2 separate regions of the Mus musculus genome follow, and region 1 is linked to region 2. Evidence: chromatin loops called from intact Hi-C (ENCODE). Cell type or tissue: heart. All regions are shown on one strand. Links, peaks and the distances in the headings refer to the core of each region. The heading gives the core; the rest is flanking DNA.

Region 1 (5,878 bases), core at 1-4,000, 730 kb before region 2:
GAAATACAAAATAGTACCTAAAGTTTAAACAAATGTTCTAAGAAAAAAAGTTTAAGCATAATTTACATGGGAGCTAGCAAATTACCAATATCTACAATATCCATTAGTATTTCTGTGCAGTATTTCTGCTTGCTGTGCAAGCAACCACGAGACTTTTTAAGTCTTGTCAAAACATACTGCAAGGAAGACTGAGTGCAACTATGTCAGGGTTAAAACAATAAATAGACGTGGGAACTTTACTCTCCTAAATATGTGCCTTTAGTAAACATCTAAGCCTGTGCTCGCCACACACGGCTGACACCTCAAGTCTAATTAAAGGTTTCATACAGACTGAAACTGAGTCAATATTACTGTTGAGTGATTACTAGATTACTGATGCTGGCAATGTAAACTTAATTATTCATCTTACCCGACAGACAAATATACTCAGCTTACATATAAGTAAAAAAAAAAAGCCTTCACGCAGCTATACCCACACTAACCAATGGTACTAGTTTTTAGACTGTTTTTGAGTAGTTTCACACTTAAGTTTCCTGCATCCCACAAAAGGGCCTTCTATTCAAGTTTCAGGGCCCTCTCAGGCACCGGAAGTGTTAGTGACACCTTCTGCAATAGCACACCTGAAAGCAGGCTGACTACAACTGTTAATGGTCCACAATCAATGAACAGGGCCTGCGATTTCATTCTCCTGTGTGGCCACAGCAAGTTTGCTGACAGCCATGTTGACTAAAGCACATTTAGCGCATATATTCTTCCCCGACCATGGCTGTAACTGAGTTATTACTAAGGCCTGTATCGGATCAAAACCATGTTCCAATTCAATCACAGCAAAGTGCTCTAAGGATGAGGAAGGTTAAACATGATTAGAAGCTAATGTAAACAGGATGTAAGACAGCCCCCATGTGAAACATGCTCTGCACAGGATTGCTGCTGTTCCAAAAGTCACAAGATAACCCAGATCACGAGCTCTTACCTTCCACACAGTTCCACGGAATACCTGGGAAAAGTGCGCACCTTCGCGCCTCCCATCTGTAAGGTACTATGAAAATGAAGGATACATCCACGGCCACACTCCGGGCCCTCACACTCCCTGCCCCGAGTGGCCTGGATCTCTGCTGGGCTCACCCTGTTTTCATTCCATCCACTTACCAAGAAACACAGCTGTGGCCAGTTGTGGATAAAATATCTATACGTATAAATGGAGTAGGGTTCAGACAGATCTTTGGTGATCAGTCTCATGATATCAGGCATTTGGAGCTCAGATTCATATCGGACGTATCGTATCGTCCGATCCTCCCCGGGCTCGGCCTCCCTGCCCTGGGAGCTCCTTAAACTGCAGCCGGTGGTCAGAGACGAAGACAGCAGCCGCACCTGCTCGTCCATCTCCTCCTCCTCCTGCTGCTCGGTGCCCTCCACCAGTCCATTTCGGGCCGCAGCGGGGTCGCTCGCCGCCCCCGCCGCCGCCGCCGCTGCCTCTGACCGGCCGGGGAGTGCAGTTCTTGCATTGTTGGGGACCGAGTGGGGAGGTCTCTCCCCCGGGTGTCCCTCGGCTCCTTTTGTGGCAGTCACTTTGGAGGCCCCGTCGGGGGCGGCCGCCTCCGCTGCACTCAGAACCTTACTCTTGAGGGTCGCCGCGGCCCGGAGGTGTCGCAGTTCTGGGCCGATCAAGCCGTTGAGCTGCTGCTGCTGCTGCTCCGGAGGCAGCTGCGGGCAGCGAAGGCAAGAACGCGCCTTGGCCGAGGTCGCCGCCTCGCCGCCCGCTGGGCTCCCGCAGCCGCCTTCGTGCTCCTCGTCGTCCTCCTCGTCCTCGCTGCAGCAAGCGAGCGCGGCCCCCGCCGGGAACGGGCAGCGGAGCTCCGCCGCCGCTGGGGCCGCAGGCGCTGGTGGTGGGAGGAGGCTGCTAGGCCCAGGCGGTACCTCCGCCATCCTAGAAGCGACACAGCCGAGAGAGGAGGCCATGAGAGGCGGCCGACCGGCGCCAGGCAGCGCGGACTGGCGGGCCGGGGGCGGCCGAGGCGGGGGGAACAAAGGCAGAAACCGTCCCTCACCGAGTGTCCCCAACGCCGCGCCGCCCCCACGCCGCCGCGCCGGCCACCGTCCCTGGCCGCCCGAGCCCCGCCGCCGGCCGTGTCACCGCCTCCCACCCGCCCCTCCTCGCGGCTCACCCCGCGCCGCTCCCCGCCGCCGTTTCCGCCGCTCCTCTCCCTCAGCCACCGCCGCGCCGCAGTCGCCTTCACCGCCGCGGCCGCTCCGCCGCCACCACCGCCACCGCTGTCGCCGCCGCTGCCGAGCCTCTCACCCGGCCGCCGCCGCCGCCGTAAAGCGCCTCGCCTGTTACCCCGGGTAAAGTTTCCTGGGCCAAGCTTTACGACACTTCCCTGCCTGCCGGCTGCCGGGCCAGAAAAGGGGGCGTGGAGGGAGGTGACCTGTGCAGGGGCGGGGCCCGAGGTGTCTCCGGAGGGCTTCCGGGAGGCCGCGTGCCGGGGGTGGGGCTCTAGCCTGGGGTTCCAGAGGTTCCTGCGGAACTCGCCCCGCAGCCTCCCCGGGTGGGCAGGGCTAGGTGCCCTGGGAGCTGCTGGCTGTTGACATCCAACCTCTAGTGCCTTTATGCAGCTGTACTGTTACAACTTTTGCTCTGACCTGGCGCGTGGGGCAGGGAGCGCCGGCTACAAAGGCAGCAAATCCCGGCCTGGACCGCGAATTAGAGGGAATTTAAAACATTGAGCTGTGAAGATAGCATTTTGCAATTTAAAAAAAAGAAGAAGAAGAACCTTTACCTACCCCGTTGGGACAAAAGAATGGCTAGTAGTCTTGTTGCCCCATTCCTCCACCCCAAAGATTGAAGGCATAAATGTGACAAACAGGTGCCGGACAACGAAAGGCAACAACTGGGGGAAGCGACAGAGATGGTGGCGGCTAACAAGCGTACTCCTGATTTGTGGTTGTAATTGTGTTAGGTTGGGAAGCACCTGGTAAGAGTTCACGGGATCCTCCCATGTGATATGCTAAGCAGGTGTAAAAACTTTGAGCGTGTGGGTTACCTCTGCTCTAATCCACAGCTGGTAGTTTTCTGCATATCTGATCTGAGAGTTGAGTAACTCACACGCATACTAATCAAGTTACTTATTAACTTGTAGGAGCTGAAGAGATGAGTCAGCAGTAAGGAACACTAGGGTTAGATTCCCAGCACCCAAATGGCAGTTCACAACTGTCTGTAATCCCAGGTCAAAGGGAGGCTACAGCCTTTTCTGGCCTCCAAGGGCATCAGGAATGTGCACAGATACGCCTACATACAGGCAAACACCCATAACAAGTTTAAAAAGAATAAAATGTGTTAGATAGCTTTTTTATTTATTTCAACTGATTTATAGAGCTAGTCAGGTATGCCCAAGATTCATGTTTTCAGAGATAGGCTTTTATGACAGGTGTTTGCAACTTTGTGCCATAATCTAAACTGAAAAAAAAAAAAAGTGAGCTGCAGTAGTCAGCACATGTCTGGAATCCAAGTACTCAGAAGGCAAAAGTAAAAAGCTATGGAATTCAAAGGAAGCCTGGGCTGCATAGCAAAACTGTTTCTAAAAATAAATACTAAGTAAAAATAAAAATAAATTTCAAGTGAGATTAACCTGCACTGTGGCATGGTTTGAGACACGAGGGTGACAATCCTTTTCACTAAGACTATTAAAGGACACCACCAGCTCAAACAGAGAGACTCAGCCTCTAAAGATGATAAAATGTGTAAGTATCTACCAAGTATTGTACAAAGTGCCCTCTATACACTACGACTTTTATGAGTTCGTGTCTTACAAAAGTACATTCCTGTATAAACAGGCATGAAAACACATATATATTTCAGTTTTCTCAGTAATATGGAAGAAATAATTAAGTAGCTATAAATTTGAGAATGACTAAATAAGCTACTTTGCTTTTTTTTTCTCTGTATGATGTGTGTGCCAACGTGTGTGCCTGTGTATGTTGGTGAGTGTGTGTGTGTGTGTGTGTGTGAACACACGTGTACAGGTATGTTCAGGCCTGAGGATGCTTGACACGGATGTTAGAAATCCTCCTCCATTGCTTATGTGCCTTGTTCTTTGAGGTGAGCTCTCGAAGTTGAACCTGAAGCTCCCCAGTAGAGCTAGTTTTTCAAAGCAGATTGCTCCAAAGATCCTTCTTTCCCACCTGCTCAAGCTGGAATTACACGATCCATCACACCCACCCAGCATTTACGTATGTTCTGAGGACTTTGAACTCAATAGAGTTCACTTGCATGGCAATTTAGCCATCTCACTGTCCTAGATTAAAATAAAGCCTACTACTGTTAAAGTATGCTATTGTTTTCAAAAACAGAAAGAAATATTGCTATTGGTTCTCTTGTAGCTCCTATGACTCCTCTGAAAATTACTCCCACAATTATTCACTATAAAATAACCATTTGTTATGTGTGCTACCTAGCCTTAACTTGACATAAGCTAGAGTTAAGAGAAAGGAGGGAACCTCCATTGAGAAAATGCCTCCTTAAAATCTGGCTGTAAGGTATTTTCTTAGTGATTGATGTGGGAGGGACCGGCCCATTGTGGGTAGTGCCATTCCTGGGCTGGTGGTCCTGGCATCTGAAAGAGAGCAAGCTGAGCAAGCCATGAGGAGCGAGCCAGTAAGCAGCACACCTCCATGGCCTCCGCATCAGCTCCTGCCTCCAGGTTCCTGGCCTGATTGAGTTCCTGACCTGACTTCCTTTGATGATGAACAATGAAATGGAAGCATGAGCCAAACATCCTCCCCGGCTTGCTTTTAGGCCCCAGGGTTTCATTGCAGCAGTAGAAACCCTACCTAAGACCATTTTGGAAAAGTTGAGTTTCTAAAGGTATTTCCATGGAAACACATCCTAAAGCCAAGCTAATGAACCGCACCTGTACTCTCAGCACCTGGAAAGCAGAAGCAGGAGAACTGCCACAAGTTCAAGACCAACCGAGTCAATATATGGAGTTCTAGACTAGGCATGACTACGGAATCAGTATGGCATAATCCTCTTTGTCCTCTTCAAAAAACACAAAACAAAATTAATTTGCAAACCCAAGCATGGTGACATGTACGTATAACCTTAGCATTTGAGATGCTGAGGTAGGAAGGTTGCAAGTTCAAAGCCAGCCTTTGCTACAAGGTGAGTTCAAATTGAGCATGGCCTATGTGTAAGACCCTGTCGAGAAAAATACAATACAATCATATCTTTAAACATATGACTATGTCATTTAAAGATAAACATTTAGCTCAGATACATAACCACCTATAATCCCAGCATCCAAAAACCTGAGGGAAGAGAATCATGATTTTGAGATCAGCTTGGGCTACACAGTAAGAGTCTATCACACAAAAGAACAAATATAGGGGCTACAAAGATGGCTCTGTGATTAAGAGCACTTGTCACTTTGTGTGGGGGGGGGAGGTTAGATATTTTCTTTATTTACATTTCAAAAGCTATCCCAAAAGATCCCTATACCCTCCCCCTGCCCTGCTCCCCTACCCACCCACTCTCACTTCTTGGCCCTGGCATTCCCCAGTACTGGGGCATATAAAGTTTGCAATACCAAGGGGCCTCTCTTCCCAGTGATGGCCGACTAGGCCATCTTCTGCTACATATGCAGCTAGAGATACGAGCTCTGGGGGTACTGTTTAGTTCATATTGTTGTTCCACCTATAGAATTGCAGACCCCTTGAGTTCCTTGGGTGCTTTCTCTAGCTTCTCCATTGGGGACCCTATGTTCCATCTTATAGATGACTGTGAGCATCCACTTCTGTATTTGCCAGGCCCTGGCATAGCCTCATATGAGACAGCTATACCAGGATCCCTTCAGCAAAATCTTGCTTGCATATGCAATAGTGT
Region 2 (8,447 bases), core at 2,463-6,462:
AAACTATTCTTAACTACAGCATCCTTCCTCCAATGTATACAAATCCAAGAAGCTGAATCCTAGCCCTAGTCTATACTTTCAACGGCTGCTGCTCAGATATCTTAGCAAGAGTAAGGGCTTCTCAGGTCAGGCCTAATGGCTTCAAGGTCCCTTTGGCAGCCTTGTTTCTATACAACCTATGCTTCCTGGATACCAGTATTCCACTAGGATGGTCCTTTATTCACACACACACACACACACACACACACACAAACACACACACACGCATGCACGCACGCACGCACGCACGCACGCACACACACATACACATACACCATCTCTCATCTTCTCACCCTGAAATATTTTGTAATTTTCTTCCCTAAATCTTTCAAGGTCCAATTCATCTACCACTTCTGAGTAACACCTTTCCTCACACAGCTCCAGCCCCGGCATTATTATCTTCTCTTCCACAGAACCTGTTCAACTATTTAGCACTTTCCTATATGGGATTATATTCCAGCTGGCTGTTTTCATTTCTCTCTCACTAAGTTTAAAAACATCATTATATCCATTTCAGGATCCCACCAAGAAAACACCAGCAGTCTCTTTGAGCACCCACAAAGAATCAAACACAAATGCTCTGCGATTGGAGGGTGGTGATGGCATACCACATGGCCATCATTACCACTTACAAACCCCCTAAGGTCAATCAGACACATGCTGCTTATGTAAACCAATTACTGACATTGGCACCTCAGAAACTGGAGAACTTTTTGTGTCCTGAACATCTTTCAGAGGAATTGCTTATAGTCTAAAAATGCTCAAAACTGTTCCTTGCATAATTACTGAGAGGCAGCGATCCTACAATTTTACTCCATGACTTTGCTCAAGTTTTTGCTCTTATCTGAGAGACCAAGCATATCATAAGTTCAAGGTCTCCATTCTCTTCCATTCAGAATGTATTCAAACTACACTTTAATTTTGACACCCTTCCCTAACTGCTTTTACACACACACACACACACACACACACACACACACACACACACACACACACACACCTGTACTTTCTGCAAAGTCCATCAATTCTTGGCAATGTTCAATCTAAACAAAAATATGCTACTGTTCCAAATCTGTGTCTTCCTGGTCAAGAGCAAAGGGAAAGTTCTTAAAGTGAATATGAAAAAAAAAGAAGGTAACAGAAATACTAACATAAACTCATGGCCTCCTGAGTTTGGTGGGCTTTCCTCAGTTAAGTTAAAGGGCTGCGAGTATCAGAACAGAACTTCCTGAAGATCTTCTAACATTACCACTCAAACCTGTGGGGCAGTTCTGAGGTATATTCGGGTTTGAAGACACACAACTTTGTTGTCCCAAATGCAAATTAGAAGCAAGCCCAGAGCTGTCTGTAGATGCTTCAAGTGTGCATATGTTTAATATGGCCATATATCATCCATTAGAATAACTATACTTAATACATATAAACCCATCTGTAAGTTAGTTCTTTCAAGGATCATGAGAATTGTTCATGAATATGAATGTCTACTAGTGCAAAAAATAATTTTGGCAGTGCCCCACAATGTGATATATATCTATAGAGGAAAACTTAACACTTATCAGAAAAAAATGCATATTTTATTTGGTTTTGAGATGTATTCTGTTTATTGACAGAATATATATTCATAAGTATTCAAGTACATCACAGAAACAATATGGTCGAAAGTAACCTTAAACAAAATGTCCACACTGGCACATAGTTGCAAAGAACTCACTGATGGTTCCTGAAAATGACCATGAAATATCAGAAGCAAGCGCTACTTAGCATACAGTAAACAAAGCAGAACATATCAGAAGTCTGGTAAATCAGATAACACACAACTTTATTCTTTTGGTAACACATGAAATACAGAATTTAAAAAGGCAACAACTTCAAATTTATTTTCACTATGTGTGATGGATGGATAATTTAACAATGCCACCAAACTCTTTCGCATACGCATTAAGAAGACTGTTCCAGCATCAATCTGTAAGTCCTTCTCAGAAGACCCTCACTCACTGTGACTTTGCATGTAGGTTAGCCTTTTCTCATCTACAAAGATATATTACCTACCTTCTAGGACAGCTGGGAGGGTAAAACTCCATAAAAGGCACTTGGAACAATGAGTGCTGTACAGTAAATGCAATGTTATTCTTCTTATCCTGTATTTGTGGCTCAAATAAATTGTTTGATACTTTTTAATGGGTACAGAGCTATGTAACCTCTAAACTCTCCTTTATCAAATCCCTTGCTACCCTAAAACTCCTTCATTTTTTAACATTAATCTTAGGAAATTGGTAACTCCATTCCCAGCTATGCTAATGAAACACCACCCCCACTAAGTGTTCAGTGGAACCGGGAAGAGATGACCTGAAAATGGAGATGGAGGCTTCTCTCCGTGGCAGGCAATCTTGAAGACAGTCCTGGTAATCCCCATCTCAGGGCTTTCTTGCCGTGTAATCCTCTCCCCTTTGAACTGGTCTAGATTTACCGACTCTCTCCAATAAAACAGGGCAGTGGCATATCACTTCCAGGATTAGGTCTCAAAAATGACAGAGGTGACAGAATGCTCTCTTGCTTTTGACAGGAATCAGCTATTTTATGAAGAGAGCCACATGGGATATAGGGCTAGACTTAAGTTTGGAAGTAGATACTCCCTAAACAGGGTCCTGAGAAGTTGCAACCCTGGCCCCCACCTTGTCTTGTGTTAGTGAATCCGGCTAAACTGCACCTAGAGATACTGATCCACAGACAGATGATAAATGCTCCCCCCTGCAGCCACCAAATCCGGGTGAACTTGTCAGGTAGTGAAATTATAAACAGCTCATGGGCTCTTCAGGAAACGGTTTGACTGTTCCATTACAGAACCATTCTGAAAACACGGCTGATTATTATGAGAAATTATTGATCACTTTATCTGGCTGTAAAAACCAAACCAAACCAGGGACTTGTTTCTAGACTCAGATATGTGAAAAGTATGCCCTAGCTTAATCTGTGTGAAACCTGTCTTTCATTTTCACAGGAAGAGGGGTGCTTTCAGTTGCATTCCCTTTTATGAGTTCCCCTCTAAATTTTCTGCATGGCTGGTTCCTTAATATTCAGGTTCTAACTAATACACCTCCAAGGTAGCCTTTCCTGACCTTCTGAGGAATCTACTCATTACCACTCCAACCACATTCTCCCTTAGTGCCTCCGTAACTCACCACTACTTAAAATGTAGTTTATTTAATAACCCGTTGTGTCGTCTCTAAACACAGTAGAACGCTCCATGCTATTTGTTAACTACTGTCAATCTTTTTTTGTCTGTGACACTGTAAGGGCACGACAGGTGATACAGGTAACAACGATCCGGGCAAAGTGGACAGTGGTTAAATTTCATCGGCTGAGCAGCTCGAGAACACAGAGACCAAGATCCAGAACCGGAAAGAGAACTGGTTCTGGAATTCAGAACCGTGCACGGAGCTCCAGCGAGGGGACGCGGGGCCGGGACACCGAGGCGGCGGCACCCGGAGGCAGGGGGGCGGGGAGGAGGGCGGCCTGCGAGTACTTTACCCGAGTCTCCCCCAGGCAGCGAGCGGGGCAGCGTGAGGGTGAACACGGCAGCCACGGAGGCGAACACGGCCACGCTGCCGCGGAGGGCCCCGGAGCGCCACGGCCCCGCTCCGGCTGCCGGGCTCCCGCCGTCGCCATGGAGACCCATGGGCCCGGACGCGCGCAGCTCGCGGACCGTGACCCCTCGCAGCGGTGCGGACCTTCCCTGGCCGAGAGGCGCGCACAGCCCGCGCCGGCTTCCGGTCTAGCAGGGCCGAGCGCACCATACCTTCGCCCGCCAGGTCGGGGAGGAGGAGATGGCGGGCGCACTCCGGCACGGCTTAGGAGTCTTCTGGGGGTCACTGCGCGTGGTACTGTGTCTGCGTCAGTGTGCTTTGAAGTAACGAATCACAAGGGAGCATAATTCCCAACGACATCAATCATGGGCCAGGCCTACTCGCACTATGCAGTCTCTCTCCCCCTTTCCGCACTGACTTGGTCCGTTCCAAAAGAGACGGAAGTGGCGTGGATAACGGTGAGCCAGAAAGCGCTGCTCTGCCCCCTGTGGCGTGGGGTGGAACTGCATAAGAGAGCCCCCTAGAAACCCAACAAGGAAGGGTTCCAACCATGTAGTAAGCCACAAATACATTAATTGCTATTATATTTTTCAGTGGACTCATTGATCGCGGCTATGTATTTATAGAGCCTTGCCTCATTAAAATTAATGTAAATCCATATGCTAATTATTAATTCACTAATTTTAAGATATTAAAATGTGCTAATTAGCCTTTTTTTAACATGAGAACTCAGTAGGTGAGTTGAAATACTTGAGTTAACAAAATTAACTCTTCATGATAAGAGTGTCTCCTACTTAAATGAAGAAGAATGATTTTTGTTTTTTTGTTTTTTTTGCTCTAAAAGTGGAAAATGAAATCAAGAGCCCACATAAATAATGCAAATGGAATGTAGAAAGAGATGGGAGCTACTAGACAATACACAGCACACTGCTGAGAATTGAATCTAGGGCCTCATGCAGGCTAGGCTAGTAAACATTTTAAGCTTGCAGTTTGCATTATTTTAGCAATTATTCAGTCTGGGAAGGGAGCGGGCAACCTCCTTAGAATCTGTGTCAGAATACACGGGAAATGGGCAACATTCACAAATGTGCTATTTGCAGTCTGACAGGAACACTGTGTCCAGGCTGTGAAGTTGATAGGCAGTAATTGTGCCCACCTATCTTAGTCTTTTCCTGGTGTTTATAAAATGCTTTATCATCTGAGCTCCTGGGACACAGGGGTTGGGCAGTGTACTTTCCTTATTGCATGAGAAAACACTATGACCAGTGAAACTTATAGAAGAAGCAGTTTATTTGGGAGAGATTTTCATGGCTGGGAGACATGGTAGCAAGTTCTCCATTGACGTCCATTGAGGAAAATGCTTTTCTTGGTAGCAAGAGATCATGAGAAATACACCTTTCAACTAGACAGCTTGTCCAGGATTATCTTGTATGTATGTGTGTTCATATGTGACAATGTGTGTGTGTGGTGGGGAGGGGAGTTGTCCAAGTCTGTACATGTAGAGACCAGAGGTCAATTTTGGATGTCTTCAACTATAGCTGCCCACCTTGGGTTTTTTTGTTGTTGTTGTTGTTAGTGGTGGTGGTGTTTTTGTTTTTTGTTTTTGACTTGGTTTTGTTTCATTTGGGTTCTTTGTTTTGTTTGTTTGTTTGTTTGTTTGTTTTTTGATAAATTGATTAGCTGGAGCCCATAGAATCCAACTGTCTCCCAGCCAGTTCTGGAGTTACAGGTGCCAACAGCATGACTTGATTTTCTACGAGTTCTGGAGATCCAAACACAGTACCTCACTTTTGCCTAGTGTACTGGCTAGTTTTGTGTCAACTTGACACAGCTGGAGTTATCACAGAAAAAGGAGCTTCAGTTGAGGAAATGCCTCCATGAGATCCAACTGTAAGGCATTTTCTCAATTAGTGATCAAGGGGGAAAGGCCCCTTGTGGGTGGGACCATCTCTGGGCTGGTAGTCTTGGATTCTACAAGAGAGCAGGCTGAGCAAGCCAGGGGAAGCAAGCCAGTAAGGAACATCCCTCCATGGCCTCTGCATCAGCTCCAGCTTTCTGACCTGCTTGAGTTCCAGTCCTGACTTCCTTGGTGATAAACAGCAGTATGGAAATGTAAGCTGAATAAACCCTTTCCTCCCCAACTTGCTTCTTGGTCATGATGTTTGTGCAGGAATAGAAACCCTGACTAAGACACCTAGCAAGCAGCTTGCCCACTGACTCCCCTTCCCAGACTCAGGGTCTAAGTCACTATTGCATTGCCAGGAAGACACACTGTGACCAAGGCAACTCTTACAAAAAAAGGCATTTATTTAGGAGCTTGCTAGTGGTTTCAAAGAGTTTGTCATTTATTATCGTGTTGGGGAGCATGGTTGCACGCAAGCAGGCACTGGAGAAGTGGCTGAGAGTTTTGCATTCTTATCCACAGGCAGGCAGAGAGAGTGAGCCGCTGGACCTGATATGGGCTTTTGAAACCTCACACAGAGCCCATTCCCAGTGGAACACCTCCCCCATCAAGGACACACCTCCCCCAGCAAGGACACACCTCCCCCAGCAAGGACACACCTCCTCCAGCAAGGACACACCTCCCCTAGCAAGGACACACCCCCTCCAGCAAGGACACACCTCCCCCAGAAAGGACACACCTCCTCCACCAAGGACACACCTCCTAATACTTCAAGCAATTCACCAATAGGGAATCAAGCATTCAAAAATTTGAATTATGTAGACCATTCTCATTCAAACCACCACATTCAAGGTTCTCCTACAATGAGTAAGTGGAGAATACACGCTGGGAGCTAACTACACCATGCCCTTCATAATTAGATTTGATGACCTGTGCAGTTTTGAACCTTGGATGGTTAAAAGTTCAGTTTCGGGCTGGTGTGATGGCTCAGTGGGTAAGAGCACCCGACTGCTCTTCCGAAGGTCTGAAGTTCAAATCCCAGCAACCACATGGTGGCTCACAACCATCTGTAACAAGATCTGACGCCCTCTTCTGGAGTGTCTGAAGACAGCTACAGTGTACTTACATATGATAAATAAATAAATCTTTAAAAAAAAAAAAAGTTCAGTTTCAGTAGTGGTAGATATGAAAACCAGGTGCCAGTGAGTTAAGAAATAGCTGATTGACAATAGAATGTATTTGTAAGAAGTGTAAAGAAGTGTGCCAGACAAGGTTCATTTTGTTTTCTCTTGTAGTTTAAAGGAGTATCTGAAAAAGATGAGTATATTAGGGATGGAGCCAAGGGAAACAGAAGAGGGTTGAAGTTAGAGAGAGAAGAGGACTAGAGAACACTTTGGCTTGCACACGACAGATGAGCTTGATTCTGGGGTAGACTATAAGATACAGAAGGAATATTATTGTTCATGTTCTACAACATCTCACTGTCCTTGAAGGTACGACAATAAAAACTACAAAACAGAGAAGTGTGCAAATCAGAGGACATACATACTGTGAGGTTTTTTGTTTTTTTTTTTCAAGTCATTATCCAATGAGACTCTGGGAGTTGACTAAACAGGTGTAGAACACACAGGCAAGGACGTCACGAAATGCAGGCTAGACTTGGGTTTGAGTTAAAAACTTGCTGTTCAACTGAAATGATAGGGAATGTTGGGAAAGCCAAGTTGTCATATCCAATAGCCATCATAGAGACCATGGAACATGAGTTAGAAACAACATCAGGTTGGTGGGAAAATCACTTCAAAGCAACTATCCTTTATTCAAAATGCTTAGGGCTGGGGATTCTGGAGAGGTGCCTCAGCAGTCAGGAGCACTCACCACTGCCATAGAGGACCTGAGGTGGATGTCCAGTGCCCACACCAGGCAGTTCTCAACTGCCTCTAAGTCCAGCTCCAGGAAGCTTTCTCACTGCCCTCCATGGACGCCCACACTCCTGGCACTTGAATAAACTATTAAAACCCAAGGGAGTTTCTGATGCTTATTCCTGTTGACTGTCCCTCTTCCCACTAGGTCTCTCTTGCTCCCTGTCTAGCTGGGAGGGGTGGAAATGCCTCTCCTGTTTTCCTGTGGCATCTACTGGCACCACATTGTGGGTGAAGCAAGTGGCTCTCTTTTTGTGAGATGGTAATAAAAATTCTGGCCCTCTAGGCCCCTCTGATTCCATCTGTCAGGGAGGTAGAGAGACACTCCATTACTGCTGTGTAGAGACAGACGTCTAGGAAGTGTTCTCCAGTGATGCCATTGAAACTAAGAGCATCATTTATTACCTACTTTGGTACCATCCTGGTGGTTATATTGGGGCCCCTGGAGATGACAAAGGTCTAAGTTGATACCCCACTCAGTCCTTGTCACAGCTTTTGCTGTGATTTAGGTCACAGTAAAACCATGTGTCTTTTTTTTTCTTCTTCTTTACTTTCTTGATTCATTTGTTAAATGGAGTTAAACAGAGTAGCCTTCTGTTGGTTCGTACTTCTTGTTTGCTTGCTTTTATCTATGTCCGTTGGGATCTGTGAGTTGCCAGCCCCTCTAGCAATCAATCAGGGAAAAATAAGGCCAAAACCAAACCAAACAACAGCACCAGCAACAACATCAACAACCACAACACCTCCCTAGGCTCCCACTACTGTGCCATTCATCCAAGAGTAAAGCCATCCAGTCTGCATCCTTCCTGCGTGTATAGAAGTAGCGTTATGTCCATCTTGTGTACCATGTTGAGCATCTCCTTGTCCTCCACAAGGGGAACAGAGAAAACTGTGTGCATGTCTCCTTTCTGTAAGAAGTCACTTCCCTGTGTTCATTCTCTCCAAGCATTAAGGGAGGCTTTACAGGAGCTAGAGAGAAAGCTCGGCAGGTAAAGATGTTTG

Evidence for each region. Peaks named below come from ENCODE experiments on the same cell type or tissue, not always from the same donor. Only the 100,000 strongest peaks of a DNase experiment are listed, where the experiment ranks them.
Region 1: a loop joins it to region 2, with 3 times the contacts of the local background. A loop is called at or near these places in 2 of 42 quality-filtered maps.

What each region holds. Positions count from the first base shown.
Region 1 is chr14:49,168,665-49,174,542 of GRCm38, reverse strand. Naa30 (N(alpha)-acetyltransferase 30, NatC catalytic subunit) reads right to left here and starts at 2,297. Exons shown (of 5, transcript NM_027492.2): 1 at 2,166-2,297; 2 at 1,150-1,927. The coding sequence starts at 1,926. In heart, for the core only: no CTCF peak of the experiment used is centred there; a DNase peak (open chromatin) is centred at 2,392; H3K4me3 peaks cover 3,149 bases; H3K27ac peaks cover 2,412 bases.
Region 2 is chr14:48,441,724-48,450,170 of GRCm38, reverse strand. It overlaps Tmem260 (transmembrane protein 260), which reads right to left and starts at 3,819. Exons shown (of 16, transcript NM_172600.4): 1 at 3,568-3,819. The coding sequence starts at 3,715. In heart, for the core only: a CTCF peak has its summit at 4,113; a DNase peak (open chromatin) is centred at 3,780; H3K4me3 peaks cover 1,708 bases; H3K27ac peaks cover 1,148 bases.